3 separate regions of the Mus musculus genome follow, and all the other regions are linked to region 3. Evidence: chromatin loops called from intact Hi-C (ENCODE). Cell type or tissue: gastrocnemius. All regions are shown on one strand.

The links. Hi-C counts contacts between places; a loop is a spot of excess contacts. Peaks named below come from ENCODE experiments on the same cell type or tissue, not always from the same donor. Only the 100,000 strongest peaks of a DNase experiment are listed, where the experiment ranks them.
Region 1: a loop joins it to region 3, with 4 times the contacts of the local background. A loop is called at or near these places in 22 of 42 quality-filtered maps.
Region 2: a loop joins it to region 3, with 2.9 times the contacts of the local background. A loop is called at or near these places in 12 of 42 quality-filtered maps.

Annotation. Positions count from the first base shown.
Region 1 is chr13:108,386,175-108,394,174 of GRCm38, reverse strand. It overlaps Depdc1b (DEP domain containing 1B), which reads right to left. Exons shown (of 11, transcript NM_178683.4): 10 at 7,155-7,340; 11 at 4,618-5,634. The coding sequence ends at 5,473. Among named protein-coding and RNA genes, the nearest start is that of Gm41056, 12 kb to the left of the region's middle. In gastrocnemius, a CTCF peak has its summit at 3,441 (motif pointing left); a DNase peak (open chromatin) is centred at 3,424.
Region 2 is chr13:108,719,024-108,727,023 of GRCm38, reverse strand. All of the region lies in intron 1 of Pde4d (phosphodiesterase 4D, cAMP specific), which reads right to left. Among named protein-coding and RNA genes, the nearest start is that of Pde4d, 69 kb to the right of the region's middle. In gastrocnemius, a CTCF peak has its summit at 4,606 (motif pointing left); a DNase peak (open chromatin) is centred at 4,591.
Region 3 is chr13:109,205,911-109,213,910 of GRCm38, reverse strand. All of the region lies in intron 3 of Pde4d (phosphodiesterase 4D, cAMP specific), which reads right to left. Among named protein-coding and RNA genes, the nearest start is that of Mir582, 110 kb to the left of the region's middle. In gastrocnemius, CTCF peaks have their summits at 722 (motif pointing right) and 3,299 (motif pointing right); DNase peaks (open chromatin) are centred at 641, 1,761, 3,305 and 5,113; H3K4me3 peaks cover 1,516 bases; H3K27ac peaks cover 1,343 bases.

The DNA.
Region 1 (8,000 bases), 820 kb after region 3:
CTCATTCTGCTGAACTTATAAACGTGCCTGCTGCCTACTGAAGACAGCACCGATGCTCTTCAAACCTCAAATCATCCTGCTTTAGCTTCCTTAGGTGAGGTGATGGGCCTCCCTTTCCCCCCCACGCTGCTTTCCATCATGATGGTTCTACCACAGCAACAGAAAGCTCGGCAGGACAGCATTTCGTGAGGAAACACTGTCTAGGGTCTGTAGAGAGTTTCAACCATGAAAAGTCAAAGCTCAATCATCTAATCAAAGCCTGGCCTGATAAACTGAATACACACTTCGGGTAGGGTGGACAGGCAACAGCCTGCAAATATTTCAAAGACCCAATGACAGAAATGCTAAGGAGGGGTAGATGTAGAGAAGTGGAGACGAAATCACAAGAGACAGGAATGTAAATTGGTGCTACTGGTGGCAACCGTTTCTATCGGCCCCAAAGGAGACTAAAGGAACTCCTACATGATACAGCTAGAGCACTGCAACACAGGATTGTGAGTCAGCGAACTACCCAGATACTAGCACATCCCATGTGTACTGCCGTTTTACTCACAGTAGGTAAGATACAGACGGGACTAGACGTCTTTCAACATATAAATGTATAAAGAAAATGCGGCATGTATACATACAATGGAATTTTATTGAACTGTAAAGAAAAACAAAATTATAGCTTTCAAAGGAAAACAGTTGAAACTGTGACTATTATGTCAAGTGAAAGAGGGAAGACTGAAAGATAAAAAATGTGTTTTCTCACACATACATGGGTAGGTGTGTGTGTGTGTATGCACGCGTATGTGTAAAACATGCAAGTAGAAATGAAAGCAATCCAAACAGGGGTTAGGGAACAAGAGAAAGTGATGTTAAGTATGAAGTCATGAAAGCCATGAAAGTCATGAAAGCAGAGGGCAATTTAGGAGGAGGAAGGGAGCAAGAGAGGGAAGCAGTATTGAGGAGGAGTGAGGAAAGGAGATCAAAGAAGAGTGATTTGCATGTACAAACAAGCCACACAACCAGCACATTTCGGTTCACACTGTCAAAAAGTAAATAAGATTAAGAAATAAAAGCAAAATTTGTTGATCGGGTTGGGGGGCGGGGAGAAGGGACGAACTACAGTGTTCATAAGGGAGCACTGTGTTCCACAACATGACGTAAAATATTCACATGGAATAGAAAGGCAGGGGGATCGCATACTCAAGACTAGCCTTGGCTACACAGCAAGATAATGTCTCAAACAAATACACACACACAACATGTTAACTAAAGAATCTAGCCATGTATTAAATGTATACTATGATGTGTTGTGACTTGCGTTTGCACCACTCTCCACTCGATTCAATGCTGGATTCACTACTAGGATATGCCCCATGTGCAAGAGAAAGAAAGTTCACGGGGCTGGAGAGATGGCTTAGAGAAGGCCTTTTGCTTCACAGACTTGAGGGGCTGGGTTTAAATCCCACCACCCATATGAAAAGCTATGCCTGTTTGCAACCTCAGTGCTGGGGCGTAGGGCAGAGACAGGAGGATGCCAAGGGCTTGCTGGCTACCAGCTTTTGTCCAGGTCCAGTAAGACACATTGTCTCAAAAGAACAAGGTGGAGGGCAATGGAGAAAACAACTCAAGGTTTCCTATGGCCTCCACGACGATGCACACCTGCCAGTACCAGTGGGCATATTCTACCACACTTGCATATACATGAAAAGGTAATTTAAAAAAAAAATAAACCTTAATTTACTATGATAAAAAGTAATACACAAATACTCTAAAAGTTTTTTAGTATCCTAAAAGTTTTCCCTTTAAAATCAAGAATAGTGACAGGTGTTATCTCTGTTCAGCAATATACAGGGGCTGGGGAGTTGGGGTGGGACTTAAACATATCATTTCAATTACTGCAGTAAAAATTACACCTCAAGTTATTTATTATGAATGCATATACATATACATACATACCATATAATAGTTTCTTGTGTCTGAAAATCCAACTTAGTTCAGTCCTTTTGGCTCTTGAGTTTCTCAAAGAATGCAATTCAGCTAGGGCCAATCACCTCAAAATGGACTAAGGTAGGCCTTAAAAGCTATTGCCAGGCCTCTTATTTCCACTGGCTGTTGACTGAATGAAAAAGAGAAGAAAGGAAGGGAGGGAGGAAGGGAGGGAGGGAAGGAGGGAGGGAGGGAGGGAGGGAGGGAGGAAGGACGGAAGGACAAGACTGTTCATAGGTATGGCTGGGGAGAAGGTTTACTGTAGATAAAAGGGAGAGCATAGCCGGTGGCAGGGACATCTGGGAGAGTCCAGACTAAGCAGGACCCTGAGGCTAGGGTCATGTGAGCAAGGGCATATGAGGAGGGGGAAAGGAGAGAGCCAGACCAAGAGGCCAGGAGGGTAAAGGGTGGACCAAACAAAAGGCCCGTAGACAAAATGGCTGGGTTATATAGGGAAGGGCAGCCCAACCCCCCTCTGGAAAAGTTTAGAGTAGGGTGTGCCAACCATATCCTGTAACAGGTAGGAACTGAGGGATGTTGGAAGAGCTGGCCAGGTCTGCTTTGGTATGTTAACTAGGTTCCTCAGCCATTTGTCTGAGTTTGCGTCCTAAAACTGACAAGATGAAGCAGCTCTCCCATGCTGAGCCTCTCCTTATCCCACATTCAAGGAAAAGAGACAACATAAGCATTAGCTATCAAGCATGGCTGGAGAAAAGGCTTAACAGGGACAGGCGGGATGCTGCCAGACCTCTCAACCTGAGTTTTTCAATCCCCATGACCCACTGACTCCTGCAAGCTGCCCTCTAACTGACAGCCCTCCCGCACACACACCACACACACCACACACACCACACACACACACACACACAAATGTAATTGTTTTCAAAATTAAGAATCAGAAAACAGAGACTACTGAGAATAGCTCAAATACAAAAAAGAAAACCAAAAACTGATTATTTGCTAATCTGTAGGAAATGTAGAAAAGCAAACAAAGATGTCACACTAACTATTTAGAATTAATGAGAAAGTATAGCAAGGTCACAAACAGTCAGTAAGAAAACCCAGGTTTATAATCCATACAAACAGAAGCAAAAGAGCTTCCAGACACTTAGAATAAAAAATATATTGATACTAACATTTTTCAAAGTATTAAATACTTAGAAACAAATAATATGTAAATTTAAAAAAGTAAAGATTATCATCTACCAAAAATTAATGGTGGGTTCATGACTGGAAGGCTTGCTAACAGTGTCTTTGTTCACTTCTCTGTTACAGTGGTAAACACCATGACCCAAAACAACATGGGGAAGAAAGGGTTTCCTTACATGTCCTGGAAACACCATGAGAGGGACTGAGGGGACATCAGGGCAGGAACTGACACAGACCACAGAGGTATGCTGCTCACTGGCTTCCTCTCTGTGGCCTACTTAATTTGCTTTCTTAGACAGCCACCTGCTGGAGAGTGGAACGAACTACAGTGGGCTGGGCCCTCCCACATCAATCAGTCAATCAATCAATCAAGAAAATGCCCCAGAGACACACCCACAATACAATTTGGGGAGGCAAATCCTCAACTGAGGTTCCTGCTTTCTGGGTGAATAAAGATTATGTCAAGCTGTCAAAAACTAAGTGGCACAATTGTAAAATATAGCAGTAATCACCAAAGTGATTCAATACGCTCAAAGAGGTTCAATACACTCTAAATCATAGAATGTACGTGTATATAAATGAGAAGTAGTTAAAATTTTATAAAAATGTAAAGTCTAAGACTCCATAAACTGTACAGCTATATTAAAATCAGAGTGAAACTGTAATCAGAGAGACACCAGTATTCGCCTACACACCAAGGACTCAAACCCAACAAGGCCAGCTTTGGTGAAACCACTGAGTCAAAAAGCACACACCGATGGCGCACCTGCTAGCTGGCAGAACCACGTTGGACACTGCTGCTATGTAACATCACTGCTATACTTGACTTACAGTGTTTATACATACGAATGTCTCAAGAAGCAAGCATGAAACAGAAAGCAGTCACACAAACATCCACGCACACGCACACACACACACTCACTTCCAAATACAGCAGACAAAAGAGCTCTCCATCACAGAGCGGGACTGAGCACGACTATACTTGCTTCAACAAAATGTCCAGTCTAAGAATACTCAGTCTAAAAGTCACATTACATATCTGGAACAGGAATACTTATAAATTTTTAAATGGGCAAAATCTCTGTCAGCGATAGAAAGTACTCTGCCACAGGGGCAGATCTCCAATGCAAGAGCATACAAATCAACTCAGGGTAATTCATCTCAGAGATGTTTCAGATGTGCCACTATTTTAAAGAAGAAACAATGAAGTGAGAAGAGAGAAGAGGAGGAAGAATAGAATAGAGGAAGAAAGAAAAAGGGAGAGGCAGGGAAAAACACAGAGTCAGACAGGCAGACAGACAGACATGGGGGGACACATTTTCCTGAAGCCAATACAAAAGCCAAAAATAAACCTCACTTCCTTCATGATACACACACAGAGTGATGTGAAAACATTGGCAAAGCCATCTGAGGAGACTCCCTAACTTATCCAAATAAATAGCAAAGAAGAAAAACACAAGGCATAGTATATATATATATATATATATATATATATAAACAACTCAGTATTTATTTACATTCCATGTACTTTCAAAACAATGAAGAAGCTGAGAAAATATATTCATAAAGGACGTAATTCATCTCACTCAACCCCTTTATACTTTTCATAAAACAGACTGAATTCAGGTTTGCAGGTCTAAGGGAACCAAAGACTTCATCCAGCTCAACCTGCCGCCTTTAGCGGAGACCCGGATTGCGGGCCCGGGGGCAGATGCACACCATTCCACATCCAGCCACGCGCAGACCCAGCCCGGCATACGGGTAATCAAAGAGCGACAGGCAAATCTGCAATACAAGACACGGCAATCACAGTGCAAAACAGTTGGACTTTTCACACTAACCAAACAAACAAGAAATTAAAAAATAAAAACAAACAAACAAACAACAACCAGTGGGACTTACACAGGAGAAATCAGAATATGCACTGGGTCAGGGCTACCACAGTAACAGCACACACAGGATTGTTCTCATTCAAGTATGTACAGTATTCCTAGGCTTGGTTTTCACAGACGCACACGAGAGCAGGGGGCACACACAAGGACTTTACACACCGTGGAAAACAACAAACAGAAGGAAGGGAACGAATGTTTTACCTTTAGATTTTGTAACCTACCCAAGCCTGTTCACACCACCCCTACCCACGAGACTCACAGTCACCCACTCATTTACATCTCTACAAACAGCATCGAGATTTATCAGAATACTGACAAGGGCTCAGCACGAGGAGTCGGGCGATCGGCTGGATGCTCCGAGACTCCATATTGCAGTAGTTTACACCAGCCTTCCAGAACCTCTGCTGACTCAAACTGTCTCTGCCGCAGAGGTCTCTCAAGCTCCATCACTGCATCACATCCGGAAACTTCTAGTTCTCTGAAACGGCTGGAAGGGCTTCCTCAGTGCCCACATGAACAGCTGCGGCTTGGCCTTGGGTTTTTCAGGAAAGAGAAGTGCTTCGCTCTCTGGGGTAGGAAATCGTTCCTGGTAGACCTCAGGGTAAGATTTCTGAAACTGAATATGAGTCCACTATGAGTCCAAAGAAAAAAAGACACCAAAAAAACACAAAAATTACAGCCAAATTGAAGGAGTTCCTGGTCCCTGCTTTCCTTTGCTTTGGCTAAACTGTTTGATGCTGATGCCTGTAGCACTACCTCATCTTTCCTGCGACCCAGTCTTCAGATGAAGTTTTCCTTGTAAGGAAACCTCTCAAAACACTCCCCTATCAACTATCACTATCCCTCACTGTGAACAGCAGCCACAAGTAAGTCTGAGTTAAAATAACTTTTGTTCTACACAAGGTCTGGCCCAGCTCTGCCTTACCATCTCTCTCCTTCTCCAACACACACCGGCTACCTTCTACCCCGTGAAGAGAAGAGAGAATGCACTGGAGGGATTACCCCCACGGACGATGGAAAGGAAGGGAATGTATTCTTCCACTGATTTTTCACCACTCAACTCTCCTCCAACATTAACAGAAGAAAAATGAGAGAAACCAGAGCCCTGGTGATCAGGGAATGATCCGACATATGCCCTGTCGGGAATCCAGCTGTCCAGGGAACTACAGACCAAGAGTGTTGAGGTCTGCTCTCAGGAGGCAGAGACGGGAGGATGGCTAGGGAAAGGCTGGCCTGCACTGCGGAGTGAAAACTAAACACCACCCATCAGAGTAAGACTTGACTTTAAGGATGGGAAAGTCCTCCTGGTGCCATGGTTCAAATATTTGATTCCAATGACTTTGGGAGGTTTTGAAAACTGGGAGGAGCTCCCAGAGAGCCTGGCTAGAGGAGGTCAATCACTGGAAAAGCAGGTCCCTGCAGGTACATGACCTCTCTGTATAATCTTGCTGCCAGGCACTCAACTGCTCCAGCATCCCTCACCTGCTACAACCAGCAGCCCCCTGATACCAGAGCCAACGAACTCTCCTCCAGCCCGTATGGTGCTTCTATCAGGCTTCCCGTCACGCTGACAAAAGCTAAGGGGTGCAGTGCACCTTTCTAAATGAAAGCTGTTCTCTAAAACCCTTGGCTTGTTGCCTCACTCAGGAGGGACTGAGTTTGGCTGACTGGCATACTTAGTGAGGTCTGAGACAAGAAACTACGCTGACATTGCCCATCTAAAGACAAATTTCTGCAAGGTAGAAGAGCTTTTGCAAACGCCTAACACCAAGGTGCGGGAGAGAATGGACTCTAACAGCTGTTGTGACCTCTACATATGTGAAACTGCACATGCACACATGAGCACACACACTAAATATTTTCCTTCCAGTCAGTTTCTGAAGTTTAGCTGATTCATATCATGCCATCAGCAAAACAAATGACAACTATCAGAACCAAACTCTACAAAAGAAATGCTCAGTAATGTAAAAAACGATACAACTGGGAAAGCGATGTAGCTAAACTCCTGGGACGCAGAACCGAAATCAGAAACTCATGCCTAAGAGATTTACATGAAGCCAGAAAAACGGAGAGCTAATGGAAGGAACAACTTGAGAAGAGGGCAGGGAGGCGCCTTCAGAAGAACAGCCTGCTCACCTGCTTCAGCTTCTTCTTCTTCTCCTTGCTGGAGAGTTTGTCGTCGGCTATGACTTCTTCCAACAAGGCTGCCAGGGGCTCCTGGGAGCCATACGCCCTTTGGTACTCAAACTCCTCGGGACTAATTTGACGGCAAAACGAAGGTGCAGACAGAGTGATATCCATATCAGCTCCTGGGTATTTTATCTGAGACAAAGCACGGAATTAGATTAAGTCAAAACCAGCATGACTCCTGGCAGGAGTGGAATATTTCCTTCAGTTTGCTTGGGGGAAGCCATACTGGAAAGAAGTGTTTCGCACTTTTAAAAGAATAATATTTAAAGTCACAGTTTTAAATTTAAAATGAGATTATTTTACTTTTCTGAACTTGAGACCCATTCTAACAAAAAAACAAAAAAACATCAACAATAACAACAACAGGGAAATGTGCCCTGTACATGCCCTTCAATAAGATCTGAAATTTAAACAGAAATCAAGGGCTACTGAGTGAGAAGAGGCATTTTCTAGACAAGCCTGGAGACCCGGATGTGATCCTGTGAGCTGTGTATAGTCCTCATTGAGTTTATTCAGTCATAGCACAAGTCCTCCGCCTTGACAAGGCCAAGCTTATACGCAGGGAAATTAATCATCACAGCCCGCCCTCGATCCTCCAAAGCACGGAGCTCCTGTAATTCTGCCTGCTGTGTACGTGAGCACACAGTACGTGAGCACCAGCTCCTGCTCCAGTCTTTCCTGGTGAAGACCCGAGGAGGCATCTCATCTTACTCATCAAAAGTCTGACTCATAAAAATACTAGGAGGAAAAATGGTAAAGTAAAGCACTAGTAAGAATATGTGTTTGCCAGCG
Region 2 (8,000 bases), 490 kb after region 3:
ATAATGTGAGGTTGAATTGCAGATGTCTCTTCCTCCTTATACAGACACTTAGTGTCAAGAAATTGCCCTAGATCCTGACTCATTAGTAAGCAACAAAACTTGTTCTTCTGTTCACGAACTTACATTTGGTTGAATTTTTCCTTTTCATTTGTTCTTTGACCCATAGTGTTCTGGTTTCCAGTGGGTGTGAGACAATTGATCACAAGCTGATGGCTTAATGTAACACTTTATTTTTATATGGGTCTGGGTCTAGTGCCAAGGCTCTAAAGCATCGTTCCTCTGCTCCTGGTACAGTGCAGCGTGCAGTGACTTCAGTTACAACTCCAGTTTCAGTGTCTACACCCAGGTGATCTTCTCCTCAGATGTTATGTCTCCTCTTCTTTCCTTTTCAAAGATGTTTTTCCTGAATTTAGGACCCATCCATGCAATCTGGGTTCTGTCTCAGGTTAAGATTTTCATTATTTATGCAACGATCCCTTGCTAAGGAGGTCATATTCAAAGGTGCCAAGTGTTAGGCCATAGGTCTATCTCCCTTAGGACCATAATTCAACCTAGCACATAAGAGCTCTTTAAATGCAATGCTTAGTGTCTACATTTGCAGGAAACTTCTCAGATATCTTTGTCGTGCAACAAATTTCAACTTCAGTTTTTACTCATACTTTGAAATTCAAAATAAGCTTTTCCTATCAATGCTAGAAATTATATTTATGTTCTTAGCTTCACGAGCTGTCTGCTTCCCCGTCATTTGATATAATCTTGCATACAATTAGAGCCTCTTACAAAGTTTCATAAGAGGTACTGAGAGTTCTAAAAAGTTTTTATGTTAAACACTAATTATAAGTTAGAGAACTGATAACTTCTTTTCTTCAAGTATCAGTTAGAAAATTCTAGAAGCAGATTATGCTAATTACAGTTCGGGGAAAGTTACACATCATGGACTCAAATTTCTCTTTATGGGCTTAATGTAGCTTAACACCTTACCTCATGGGAGCTACAATATGGAAAAAGACATAAAATATTGGGCTTGATGGGTTTCTATCACAGCAGGGCCTGGGGTCTGCACCAAATTTCACAAAGGGAGCCAGACTGTCTCATCAGTTCAACTCTGGGCTGTTGCTGAGTGTAAAGGGGGTAAAAGAAAGTCTGTCAACAACCTCTCATAGAAAAATGAAATTGCTGGTCAGGAGTAGGATTGTGGAAATCTCACAAACACCAAGCCAAGTTCATTGCCAAAGCAAACCTGCCTCATCTTCAGTTGTGAGAAATGAATGAATACAAAACAGTCATATGTTAGCATGATAGTATACTCAGCGCTCACTACAATAGGGAGCTCAATAAATGGAAAGGGGAGATACAATTCAACAAACTCTCACAGGTGAGCTATTTCTGCTTCAATTGTTATGCAAAGAAGCCATTTGGGAACATGTCATTATTCTATGGGTACTCAGCACCTGTTTCAGATACATTGCCAGTTAGGATTCAAGCTATCAAGGAGACTATTACCTGCTCTCGAGGAAATTTGAGGATCTCATTGATGCTTCGCGCATGTAATAATGAAAAAGTACAGTAACCCATATTTCTGCTGCTAGATGCTTCTCCATAATGAGATTATATTTCTGCTGTGAGATGCTTCTTCATAACGAGATTATCTTTGGGGTCAGCAGTTTCTGAGAAAACTTTCTGCACAGGTATAAAATGTTGCAAGGCTTTCCTGACATTTCTCCAAGACCTTATGATAATAAGCTATCATGCCCATCCATGCCTTTGTTCCTGCACTTATGGGAGCTTCTTTCCTTAGTTCACACCAAGGTGTAAGCTGATGAGCTTTCTCCATCATTCGGGCATCAGGACTCCATGAATTTCTAATGTTTTTCTCAATTTTCCTTGCCTAAAAGAAGAGCTAGTGGCTTGAAATGTAGCCTCGGTCAGAACTCTTCTTTTTTAGTAAGCAGATGGCTAGTTTATTAAACAAATGGAGATGTGGAATCTTCAAAACACATACCTTATCTATCCTTTAGAATCATGACTACCAGCCGTACTTCACTGCCACCCAAGTACATGGGATGATGTGCTGTTCACAACTGCCCAACCTCATCAAAGAAGGATCACAGTAAGACAGCCTTGAGAGTCCCTTTCAGGTCTAGCTGTCCAAACATTTAATTGGATGTAGTTTCCTACACACTTGATTCGAGGCCACGCCCTTGCTTTGAGTGTGAATCTCCAATTGGATTTCAATAGCATCTAATATAAGGCACATCCACTGCACATCATCTACGATTGCACTTTGCCTCTTCTGAAATGAGAAGTAAGACACTTGAGAGGCAATCAGAGCTTGCCATTTTTTTCTTTCTTTTAATACTACCTCGGTGTTCTGTGACTGGCCACTCACAGCTACTTCAACAACTATTCTTGAGAAAACCTGAGTAACATGCTCTCTAGTTTTCATAAGAATGCTTCTTCTTAATTTGTGTGTGTCACTTTAGTTTATATGATAATAAAGTACTTTATGTAATTTAAGAGCAGGTAGAGCTGTACTTGGCGGTCCTGTAAATGTGCATCAGCAGAAGAGGAACCACAATGGCCCAGATGTACTGAAGAACCGCTTTCTGAATGTGCAGAAGAGCAAGATCTGCCTGCTTAGCATTCAGATGGTAAAAGAACAATAGATAGAAGGAGTTCTGCTATTTTTTTTTGAGAGCCCTGCTTATTTAGAAAAGGAAGAAGAAAGAATATTAGAGCCAGAGGACCAGGACACCAGCCGATTGTGAATTTGAAAAAGATCGGGGGTACATGGGAGGAGTTGAAAAGGAGAGAGGGAGGCAAATGATGTAAATACAGTGCTCATATATGGAATTGTCAAAAAAAAAAGTTAAAAAGTACATTTTGGAGCTTAAGAAGAAGAGAACAGAGTTTAGGAAAATAAGGCACTAGGGTGGGGCAGTGGGTAGCAGAGGAAGAGTTTTAAATAACTAATTAGATAATTAGATACATGTAACACTACCAGGGTGAGAAAAAAGCAATAGGTAGACTGACCACCATTCAAAAGCATGAAGTAAAGCACTGCCTACACTTTCCCAAGCTCATCAAGGATAGATCATAGTAAGAGAGCCTTAAGAACTCCCCTTCCTTCTCTGTGTACAAATGTTGACAAGGGAATAACTCTTTCCAAGAAAAGCAGATGGCCAAACTCTGCTTGAAAAAATGGATTCAGACACACTCATCAGGACCTGGGATGCAGGAATCCTGTTTTTTTTTTTTTTTTTTTTAATATACTTTTACAGTGCTCAGGCAAGAGGCACGGGGGATGTTCGTTGTCCCTGATTAAACACTGCAGAGAACTAGCTCGTGTCTGTGTGACTACGATGACTGGAGCTTTCAGGAAACAGGGCGCCCATATAACCCCTGATCACCATGAACTCAGACCAATGCCTCAGGAAACACATCTGTTTAATGTACAGTAGAAAGTGCTCGAGAAGTTGAAGAACAACTCTGTCTCTATAGTGACATGGGAAAGGTATACCCACTCGAGGGAGACCTATATGGCTATGCATTCCCATGAAACATGACAAGCAATTTTTGATACCTAAGTGCTGGTGTGTAAAGAACTAACGTCCCCAAAGACCACCCGCGACGAGAAATGAAGCCACTCTGGAGCTCCTTTTACTGCATCTGCCCAAGGCCCTTGTTCTCCACAGAGAGATACTTGTTTGAAAATTCTCATACATTCCTAGCTGAAGTAAGATGTACGCAGAACATCTGCCCTTGATATCCTTGTGGCATCCACAGGATGATACGATATGGGTATGAGGTGTGATTCCTCACTAGGTATATATGAAATTCCAGCCCGTTACGCTGACTGTCATGGCATCTATTTAAGCATGAGATGTTTGCCTTCAGTTTTGTTAATATGCTTCACGGACCATTTGCTTCAGCTCCACAATCACTTAAAAAGGTAATGGGGTTTACCGCTGAGGTAAATAAGAAGGCTCCTAAGCAATTCTGAATATTGACTTGGTGTTAGGTAGGAATGAGCAAAAAAATTGAACGTGGGGCTGGAGCAAACGGTGACTTTGTGACAAATACTTTTAAGTAACAAACTAGCTTTTGGATATTTAGCTCTAACTAATAAGAAAAAAGTTTACCCACAGAAGGGTTAGACATTATAGAATGCCAGCCAAATTTTCATAATTCAAAAATGAATTGTAAGCTGCCTCCGCCATAGGCCTCAACCACATGGCCCAACTATAAAGGTTCTAAGTGAGTAGCTAAGGAGGCTCGGGACACCTTGATAGCCACAGCTGTCTGTGAGACATGTTTTATTTTTCCATCAAGCAAACATTTTAGGTGAATCCCAAAAGTTGGTCCTAAGTGCCTGCTCTATGTGCAAGGTGCTATTTTAGACACCAAGAATACTAAGAGCCAGATTTATGGCTGTCAGAAACTCTATATCTAAGAGAAAGTCTACCTGTAACACAGAGTAAAATATTAACGCTCTGTGAGCAAATGGATTCTCTGACAGATATGCAGTCCACTCAGTCATCATTTGGGTTGAGGATGCCAGAGATGAACGCCACCACTAGGTGCTGCTGTGTAGAAGAGGCACCCCCTGGAGGTCTCAGAGAACTACTGCTCCTATCTCTTCTACTACCCCAAAGCTTTGTGAAGATAAAAAAATCGATTGAAGTTCGTGGATATTCCATGTATCTAGCACTTAGTTTAAGGCTTGGCACGTAGAAATGCATCAGTAAACACAAAATTCAAAACAATACATTTTTAAGCCAAAATAGAACACAGTTCTTACACACACACACACACACACACACACACACAATTTTTACATGCACATACAGTCATATTTTTTAATATAAACATCCAATGCTGCTGAAATTATATCTTTCTTACAATATATTACCTCCCTCACCTTAACATTCTTAGTCTTTTTATATATATTTTTTTCTAAGTCATATCCCTTAGATTTCTAATGGCTAAGTTCTTAAATCAGATGTCTCTAGTCCTCATTGGACACAGGCCCCTTAAAACTTTTGACTGCTGTATAGCCTTGCTTTTATGTATGAACTTCTGCACAAAAGTAAGCATTTGATGCAAATAGCTCCTCTGAGATGCCCCTGAACTCTCAGGGAGTATCTATCCATTTACTTATTTAACAAGGATTTTGCTGTACCTGGAGCTAACTAAAATGTTTAAATAGCATCATGTTTCCTGAACTGATTGGAAGATTCTGAAAGACAAAGTATTGTCTTAGCCTTGCCAACTTTTGGCTTGCTCTAAACTGTACTGATTTTGCATACAGTGGGCATGTAAGACTACACTAACACTAGCTGGTCCGTGTATTTTCTCCCTGAGATCTTTAGGCATGGCTTTCCTCAGTGTCACATTCTTCCTGGATAATATCACCGAGTGTGTGTATTTATGATTCTTCCTCAATATATGATCTAACACCAAACACCTACTGTAAAAGTTTAAATGATCATTTACTCCCAGCATGGTAGTCAGCATCTATCTACCTATGGCCTCAAAATCTGTTACATGCCTATTAGTATCACTTGGTGCTAAGTAGAAGATTTCTAGATTCAAATTGCAAATATCATTTTCTCCCCCAAGAAGTTTCTGTGTCTCTTTGATTAGCCCTTCATATAGCTACACATGCCAAAACAAAACAAGATAAAATAAAATGGACAGATGGTGATTTTTAGCTCATGGCTGAACACAAGTAAAATCTGAGCTAAAAACAAGTGAACTGGGAATCCACACACAAAGTTTACTGACTCTGATGAACTTTGTACATAACTGGGCAGTTTATCTTATGGGAAAATCCTGGTGTGATCAGACATTTAAAAACCGATCATCACTCAGAAAAGCTTGCTTTGAAAAGTTTAAGAACCACCCTAGATATTCTACAGATGGTGTCTGATCATACTGTGGTTCGAACACTTTCATTCACAATTAGTCAGGTTTCCTCCAGAGAACACAGGCAGCTTTGCTGACTCCTGGATCAGGCTGGTTTTATTACCGACACTATGACCATGATCCTAACAAGTACATCAGAGATTGAGTTGGGGTAAGGCTGTTTGGCTTTAGCACTTCAGCTCCACTACCTGTGACATTTGTGCCTTGTATTTCTGAGAATTCCTTCTACAGAACCACATTATAGACTGTTAATTTCATCATAAACTATACATACTGACTCACCACAGAAGAAACATGTGTAATTATATTTGAATAAACACCTGCTGTGCCCACTAAACTCTCCTCCTGGATCATGTTGAAGACACAAGCACTCTGTTTCCAAGGGTTGTTTTTTTTTTTTTTCCAATTTTTTATTAGGTATTTTCTTCATTTACATTTCAAATGCTATACTGAAAATCCCCCACACCCTCCCCCTGCCCCACTCCCCTATCCATCCACTCCCACTTCTTGGCCCTGCTATTCCCCTGTACTGGGACATGTAAAGTTTGTAAGACCAACGGGCCTCTCTTCCCAATGATGGCTGACTAGGCCATCTTCTGCTACATATGCAGCTAGAAACATGAGCTCTAGAGGGCTGGTTAGTTCATATTGTTGTTCCACCTAAAGGGTGGACCCCTTTAGATCCTTCGGTACTTTCTCTAGCTCCTCCATTGGGGGCCCTGTGTTCCATCCAATAGCTGACTGTGAGCATCCACTTCTGTATTTGCCAGGCACTGTCATAGACTCACAAGAGACAGCTATAACAGGGTCCTTTCAGCAAAATCTTGCTGGCGTATGCAGTGGTGTCAGTGTTTGAAGGCTGATTATGGGATGGATCCCTGGGTGTGGCAGTCTCTAGATGGTCCATCCTTTCGTCTCAGCTCCAAACTTTGTCTCTGTAACTCCTTCCATGGGTGTTTTGTTCCCAATTCTAAGAAGGGGCAAAGTTTTAAAGAAGGTTCTTCTAAGTGCAGATCATTTGAGAATTGGCCATCTTACTTGAGAGTCGGCCATCTTACTTTAGAGTAGGCCATCTTACTTTCATGACCCTCCCCAAAGTAGTTTAAAGGAAATAGATTAGGAAAATGTTCTTAACATTTACATCTGTGAGTTAGCAACAAAACCACTATAGGCTGCTTCTATCAGGCCTTGAAGACATAAAATCACAAATGTCAGGTCTTGTATATCTGAATTAAATGTATCTTAGGGAGTTCAAAAAAGAAAAAAAAAAGGGAAAAATAAGACACTTTGCCCCAAATGGTGAGAGGTTTGAGCATAAATTTCAATAATGTGAGTGATCCTTGATATCACTGAGGTCCCTCGATATCAATCTCTTCTCATTGCTCCATTCCTGACTCAAGTTCTTCTCATCACAGTCCCAAAGTAAAAAGCCTGGTTTGAAGGTTATCAGCATTTCCCCACCCATGCTGGGCAGATTTCTCTCTGCTAAAATAGCAATATATATATATATATATATATATATATATATATATATATATATATATATATATATATATATAGAAAAAAAAACCTCTTGCCTACCAATTACTGAAATCATTATAGGATTTTCTATTGGACCATCCTCTAGTTAAATGTTTGAAGCTTAATTAAAATGCAAATTAACAGTAGGCAGTACTGCAATTACAGAAATGGTAGGACAGGGCTTAAGCCAGTTTTATCCAAGAATGCAAATTTTTGGAACTGCAATTAAATGTGTGATTATTTCCATTTTAATAGAAATTTCCATGGCCTCAAAAGGAATTAGGAAAACCCCAGCTAAAAATGGGCCAGACTGATGTATCCAGTCTTTCTCTTTTTAAATCACTGTAGAGTGAGTCACAATTTTATTGACTATATTTCATCTCATGCTGTTGAATTGATTTTTCCTGAATTGCTAAATTAGATAGGTTAATAATATACCAATGCTCTCAGTACTTTCTGGGAAAAATGGTCATTTTATGACCTTTAGTCATTGACTAATAAGGAATCAAAATGTTTAGATAATAGAAAGACAAATGCTAAATAGCAAAAAG
Region 3 (8,000 bases):
AATTTTGCTAGTGCTATGAATAGTGATGTAAATGTCTTATATAGAGAAATTTTGATATGTGAATGATACGTGAATGCTCTTGAGTTGCAAGCTCCAGGCTGAGAATAGTCCATCTGTGCCCAATTTACCTGTCATTTCCCCCCTGTAGTTTCTACTCATAGGCTTTAAAATTGTCATCAGAGAGACTTCATCAGCAACTGATGGGAGAAGATGCAGAATCCCACAGCCAAACATGAGGTAGTCCTGAGGAGGAGTGGGAGGAAGGATTGGAGGAACCAGAGGGGTCAGGGACACCGCAAGAATATAGCCCTGACCAGGACTCACAGGAATCAGGGAGTCTGCAGAGGTCTGACCTCGGTCAGCTGCATATGTTATAGCTGAGTAGCCTGGTGTTCTTGTGGGATTCCTAACAATGGGAACATGGGCTGTCTCTGACTTTTTTGCCTGCTTGTGGGACCCTCTTCCTACTGGGTTGCATCATCCAACCCTCTCTCTGTGTGTGTGTGTGTGTGTGTGTGTGTGTGTGTGTGTGTGTGTACAGCGGGGCTGGGCTGGGGAATGGGTGTGGAGGATCTGGGAGAGGAGGGAGGTGGAGGGGGTGGGAAGCTGGGGGAGGGGAGAGGGCAAGAACTACAGCTGGGGTGGAATATATGAGAGAATAAAAGAAAAACAACGAAAAAAGTTAGCCAAACCCTATTACAGTGCTTTAGCAATCTTGTAGACTACCACTAGGTGTCGCTCAAGCCTTAGAAACATTAAAGCGACGCTTTTAAATTTATTTTATTATTTATTTTTCTTTTTGGCGTTCAAGGGCTAACATAAAAATGCTTTCAGTGGGTTGGGTGGGTGGGTGGTGGGTAGGTGGGGACGTTACAGCCTTTTCCAGAGTTCCCAATCAGTGACATTCAGTGGCGTGTGCTGCTGCTAGTAGCCATGACATGGGGTGTAGAGCAGAAGTGTTCCCACTCTTTGTTGCTTATTTATCCTTTGGGTGTTACTACTAAACTAACGCAGGTCAAACATTGCCAAACTGTAAAATGACGGTTGGTTTTTATGTTCGAGCACGAAAGTGGCAACTATCTAGCAAATGAAAGCCTGTCGGAGTGCCTCAGCTCTAACTCAGCTCTCAAGAATCGTCACCTGGAGTCAGTGCCCACTGATTGGATTCCATTAGTTTGAATCCTGTTGGTGTCGTCTTCCTTATCGGTCAGCCCCCGTGTCACCACATCAGATCCACAGAGGACTTTCCCCCATTCTCCTGGTTACTCTGCCCTCTAACCTCCCCAACTTAACCTGCATTTTGGTCAAGGTTGATGCATGGTCTTGGTCAGTGAAACGTGGGAACATTTTTGGTGCGTATTGACCTTAAATACCTGAGGCTGTGTTAATGTCTGTGGCAACGGATTCACTTGGTAAGAGGGCCTCTTTCCCCAAACGCATAATTGGGAAAGAAGGTGGCAAGAAAGAGGCAGTGGGGGGTAGTTAGGAGGGATTTGGAGAATGGTAAGCCATGGATAGTGAAGGTCACCGACAGAGCTAAGGGGAACTTGGCCTCAAGGGAAACGGCACTGTTTCCTGTGGCACAAATGTTGCCGCAGAAGTCCAGGCTATCCAAAAAGCAATCGGCTGTCCTGACCTCAGGCACAGTGAGCGTCATCTTCTCTCCCATAGATGATCTGCCTGCCTGAGCCAGCCTCTTCCCTGGCAACAGGGAAGCCATGGGTCCGGATGAGAACTGCGGGAACCTCAGCCCCAGAGGTTTCGGTTTGGATTCTCCCGTGTGGCCCCTTCCTAAGTATCCCCCATCAAGGCGCGGGGCTTTTCTCACGCAGTTCTCATTTGTACAAACAGAAATAACCAAACCTCCCTGCAGTGACTGGGGCGCTGCTCCTGAGCCGTTTGCAAAAGGATTTCTCACGTTTAGATGTCCACTCCCTTAGATCTGGGTGAGTTCCAAGACTTTAGGCTTGGAAAGCAGAATGCTTTCCCCGATCCCTGTGGCCAGGCATAGGGGGATGCTAAATCCTGTTCCAATAGGTGCTCGACTGTCCCTTATGTCACCTGGTCACAGGTTTTTCTGGTTGTACCATTTCTTTTCACGCGTGTGACTTTAGAAAGCATGGTTTTAACAGCCCCAAGGAGTTTCCCTTTGGCTGCCTCTTCTCCCCCACCCCCCATTCCCCATAAGTGATCTCTCATACAGTCTGAGGCACCGGAAGCACCCTCTTATTAGCAGCTGAAGTGGCTCTCCCAGGCAATAGCAGGAGAAATACCAGAGGGCAAGTGCTGAACGTTGCTCACCTTCATGCTGGGTTAAGCTGCAGTTCGTTCACCCTGTGACATGATGTAATATTCCTAAATTCTGATAACAGTGAACTCGTCTATCCTTTCTACGCCTGTAAGGCTTGCTGTTAAGATGGTCTGTGATTTATTACTAAGCACTACCTGTCTGTATTTAAGTGATTCTTCGTGGGTATTTACTTCTGGTCCAGTCACAGTCTGTTTTGATGCTTGCTTACTGGTTTTTTGCTAAATGCACCGCTATGATTTTTGTTCTTGTTTGTTGTTGCTGTTGCTTTTGTTTGTTTGGTTTTTGGTTTGGTTTGGTTTTGCCTCCTTTAGAGCAGCAGAGAGTTTGGGTAAAAGTCACTCAGCAGGCCAGCCTTTTAATGGACCAGTCCTGTTGTATAGTAATGGGAGGAGCATTGCTGATGTTGGTTCTACAGCCCTAAGACACTGCTAAGACACTGACTCTCCCCCCCACCCCCACCCAAAGCATAGAAAACACATGTGTGCATAGATCATAAAGGTTAGTATCAGGGAGCAACTGTGGAGATGAACTAAAGTGTTTACCTCCATAGCTCATCACATCTTACCATCCAACTCACACACACACACACACACACACACACACACACACACTCACACATACACATATACACACAGACTCCCTCCCACCCCACACCCACAGCTATTGGCTAGTTTTTTACCAGAAACTTAGAATCAATCTTAATAATTACTCTAAAAGGTAGATTTATTTGCTGTAATAATTTCTAGGGTGATAAATTGTTTTTAGGTACCTCTTCCCACAAATGATGAGAAAATCTGACTATCTGACTGTAGGGCAAGGAGTAAAAATATAATATTCAATAAAGCAACTTGGGAAAGTGCGCAAAAAGTGACCCCCCCATTCTTAGCAAAAGTAAACTGTGTGGATTTTCTAGATAACCTGTATTTGGTTACAATCTAAGTGGTTGAATCCCAGTTTCAACCAAGGACTGTGGCTGCAGACATCACATTGGCCACAGGGCGGCACTGCAGGTCACCTAATGGAGCAGATGCACAGTTGAAATGTTTGAAAACTGCCTCTAAAATTCTGAAATTCAGTCCAACGAGGGGAGAAAAAAACGTCATGGGGGATAACACAAAGCTAGACACACAGTTCTACTCATTAACAAGAGCAATTAAAGCTACAGGACTCAGGAAAGAATCAAGTTAGCCAGTTAAAGACTTGGAGACTGTGTTTTTAAAGCACACACTTTATTATCTATCTATCTATCTATCTATCCATCCATCCATCCATCCATCCATCCATCCATCCATCCATCCATCTGATTTTTATGTGTTTATGTTACTATTGCTGATGTGTAAATGTGCATGTGGAAGTCAGAACATAACCATGGCCATCATTCTTCAAGCATAACTACTTTGTTATTTGAGATGGGGGTCTCTCAGTGACCTGGGGCTCCCTCTTATGCAGGCTAGAGTGACTAACTAGTTGTCCTCATCAGCACCAGGATTACAAGCATAGCCTATACCACGTGTCCAGTTTAGGTTTGTTTGGTGTAATATGGGTTCTAGGATTTGACCTCAAGTCTTCATGCTTGGAAACCACTTTACCAACTGAGAGATCTCCTTAGTCCCAAAGCTTAAAATGTTTATGATCAGGCCCTCTTAGAGAAGAGGTATGTTGACCTTTGCACTAGATCTACGATACTTTTCAGTGAGCCACATGGAAATAATAATTCCAGTTAAAGAAACTTCAATCCAGGACTGGCCAGCCACAAGTACCTGCTTCCTCAAATGTGTATCAGGAATTGGATGAAGTCACTGTCTGTTGTCGTTTCCAGTGAGTCACACCCAGACATATGAGGCCAACGGGAGAGACATTCAAACCATACCCAGAGACTTCGGTGTTGGACATGATCTTGGAGGGCAATGTCGGTGTTGGGAATGAACTCAGAGGGCAGGGGACACAACTGTTTGTTTTTCTGCTTCTAGTTGAGAGTTATACCAAACAAAGGAAATGGCCTGGGTCCCCAGCCACAGGATGGGCGTGGCTTCCGTTTGAGCTTCAAGCAAGGTGCTTAGGGCTCTCTACAGGGACAAGCCACAATGTGCAATGTGGGAAAGCCTGCTTTTGTTTGGAGATTTAGTTCTCAGTGTGGTGAAAAGAGTTTGGAGTGTAAGGGAGAAGTCCTCAGGCTCAGATCAATGGGAAGACGTAAAACCATGGCAGAGTTGGGAAAGGGTTGTTAGCAATAAAAGAATTGCTGAAGAGAACCACGGTAATAATTTTCGCAAGAAAGGACTGCGAATGTAGCCAAGAATAGTCCTTAGAGTCTTAGCTACATACTCCATTTATTCTGTATAGACCCTAACTAATAACGCAAGTGAGAGATGTTACAGATAAAGCAGTGTTTCTGAAGGAAGCAGATACCTGTGGGGAAATTCTCAGCACTAGGGAAGCACAGAGGGAGTGATGGACAATGAATCTCTTGAAGATCAACAGAAGTACAAGATCCGCTGCCCTCCTTTGAGTTGCAACCCGGGGAACTGAAAGGGGTGGACAGGTGGACAAGAGTGTCTGAGCAGGAGGACAGTGGGAGAGAGGTGACATCCTAAATCTCATCCAAATGACTACATGAACTTAAAACCAAAATGAACAAAGGAATTTACACTCTCCAAAAGGTGTGGGGAACTGGAAGAACAGTGAGGAAGAGCTTGCCGCTGAGTGGCCGCCCTACGGGTGCCTGAAACCACTGCGCAACTGCTGAAGTAGCACGTGGTTACTGGACAGACGAGAGCGAGCCAATGATGCTCTAGGGGGGATCAGGTTGGTTCCCGCCAACGCCGCGTAGCACACAAAGGAGCCACGAGAGCTCCCGCTACCCCTGGCGTGCTCTTAGTCGCCTCTGCCACTTCTGAGCTGTGTGATATGAAGTATGTTTTTTTAACCTTTCTCTTCCTTGGCTTGCACACTACTCCAGTGGGCACAATGGTGGGATCGGATACATATAAGGATTAAATCCTTTCTTACGTATGAGATACTTAGAGCAGACATTGGTGCTAAGCCGTTATCAGCCATTGTTAGTGACTCTACCATCAGACCATTGGCTGCGGCTGCATCCCAGGCCCTGGCAGGCTGTGAGCATGGCCAGGCTGAAGAGGCACTGGGAGTGGCTGACACACAGTAGGCCTGTATCTAGCCACCTGGCTGTTAAGAACAACTTGCATCAACTTGCATAAATCCTTTCCTTTCTAGTCTGGGCTGTCCTCGGCTCTGCCCTGCTCAACACTTGTTCATGAACGAGACCTGAAATAACTTCATTTTATTTAGACAGTTGGGAAATATTCCAAGTCCATAAAAATAACCTTCAACATTTAGATTCCTTTCACTAAGAACACACTCAGAGAGAGACAGAAAGCCTCTTGGAAGTGTGCGCCTGCGTGTGTGCGTGCGCGTGTGACCAAGCGGCACGTGCATTAAGCTAAACCTCAAAAGATCTCCCACTAGCGCAAATGTTTACCAAGCATGTGATGTGCAGCTAGGCATGGTCCTGTCTCAGTCAGCTTATCGTTGCTGTTGACAGAATGCCTGAGAAACAAAGGAGGGAGGCTCTGCCTTAGCTCCTGCTTTCAGAAGTTTCCGTCTACGGTACCTGGGCTCCACTATTGTGGGGCCAAGGTGAGGCAGAAGAGACTGGCCTAGTATGTGTGGTGAAGGTAGGTACTTCTCTCTAGGATGTCAGAAAGAGATATCCTGAGACAAGATCTGAGAACAGGATGTGACTCTCAAAGGCTGGCCACCAGTGGTCTTCCAGTGGGGTAAACTCCTGAAAGGGTCCATCCCTTCAAGCAAGGCTCTCTCTCACGTTGTAAGTCCACTGCAGTATGCACCACAGATAACGCCAGAGCCCTCAAGACTCAATCATATCCCCAAAGTCTCATATGTGAATATGCTGAATTGAGGGCCAAGCCAAAGAGAATATATGAGAGAGCACAAATTCAAACTAAAACATCTAAGCATTTGAGATTTTCATAAAACCAATAACCTTTGTTGACTTAACCAGAAGGCACAATGAATTCTTAGTTTTGGGATTTGTTTTAATCTTTGTAGTCAACTATATAACTCACTAACCTTTCCTCAACTGTTTATCGTTGATACAAATGTAGCCTCTTTGTTTTTTTTTTTTTTTTTAAGATTTATTTATTTATTATATGTAAGTACACTGTAGCTGTCTTCAGACACTCCAGAAGAGGGCGCCAGATCTCGTTACGGATGGTTGTGAGCCACCATGTGGTTGCTGGGATTTGAACTCCAGACCTTCGGAAGAGCAGTCGGGTGCTCTTACCCACTGAGCCATCTCACCAGCCCCTATACTTGAGGCTGAATTCTTCAAGAGCATTCTTTTTTTTTTTTTTTTTTTAAGATTTATTTATTTATTATATGTAAGCCTCTTTGTGTGTAGCATTGTTAATCCACTCATAAGAATTCTCTTTGTGCTCATTTCTTGGAGAAAAAAGTGACGGAGAAAAGGCAGAGAAGGTTCAAGCCACCATCCCACTAATAGCCATGTGAACGAGGCAGTTAACATGACAGCAGACATCTAGCCAGGTGTGGCAAGACATTTCTGTCATCTCAGTGCTTAGGAGGTAGAGGTAGGCGGACCTCTCTGAGTCTGAGGCCTGCGTGGTCTACATAACGAATTCCAAGACAGCCAACCAAGGCCATACTGGGAGACTTCATCGTTAAAAACTAAAAATAATAAATAAATAAATAGATTTTAAAAAGTAATAAATAGATGTTGATAGAAGCATTGATCATTTTATCCAATGTTACAAACAGAAATCCTAATTCTTCTGCTCTTCTTGGGAATATTAGTGTTGATGTTGGCTATTGGTGATGCTATTTTACAACACGGCAGCCTGTACTTCCACTTGCATTTACCCTAAATAGGCTCTGTCCTGGGGGGAGACAGGGAAGAGACCCTAGGATGCCCTTTCTACACAGGGCTGCGAGTCAAGATCTATCATGGGTTCGAATACGTTCCCTTCTCTGTCACCAGAACCATTCGTGATGGAGTTTCAATGAGGTCATAAGGGTGGGGTATTCATTTGCCAGGACACACACACACACACACACACACACACACACACACACACACACACATATACACACACACACACACATGCACAGTTCATGTATGGAAGCAATAAGAAGGTAGCTCTCCACTAGTCAGGAAGGGAACCCTCATCAGATCACAGCCATGCTGGCATGGATCTTGGACTTGCCAACCTCCTGGAATGTGAATAGATGTCTGCAGCTGAATGTGTACACAGTTTGTGCTGTTTTCTTCTGACAGCCGGAAGACGCATAACATAGTCTAGTAGCGATTCATGATCTGAAGAAAAAGTCGGAAGCATAAAGGGCAGAGAGATGCAGAGGGTGGCCAAGGTGACCCAGGGTGGCCAGAGTGACCCTTTCAAGGAGAGATGCTGAGCTGACATCTGTTCAGGGGGCATGCTTCCGTCTCAGACTTAAGAATACTTAACAGTCAGGTTGTCCCAGTATTCCCTTGCCTTCAAGGGCACTGGGCAGGCTGCTCCACTTGAGCACATAGGGAAATGAAGTCTCCATTGTGGGGAGGAAATGTGTGACATGATTACTGTGTGAGCTTCGGGAAGCCTGCTATCCCAACATTCTCTCTTGTGAAAAA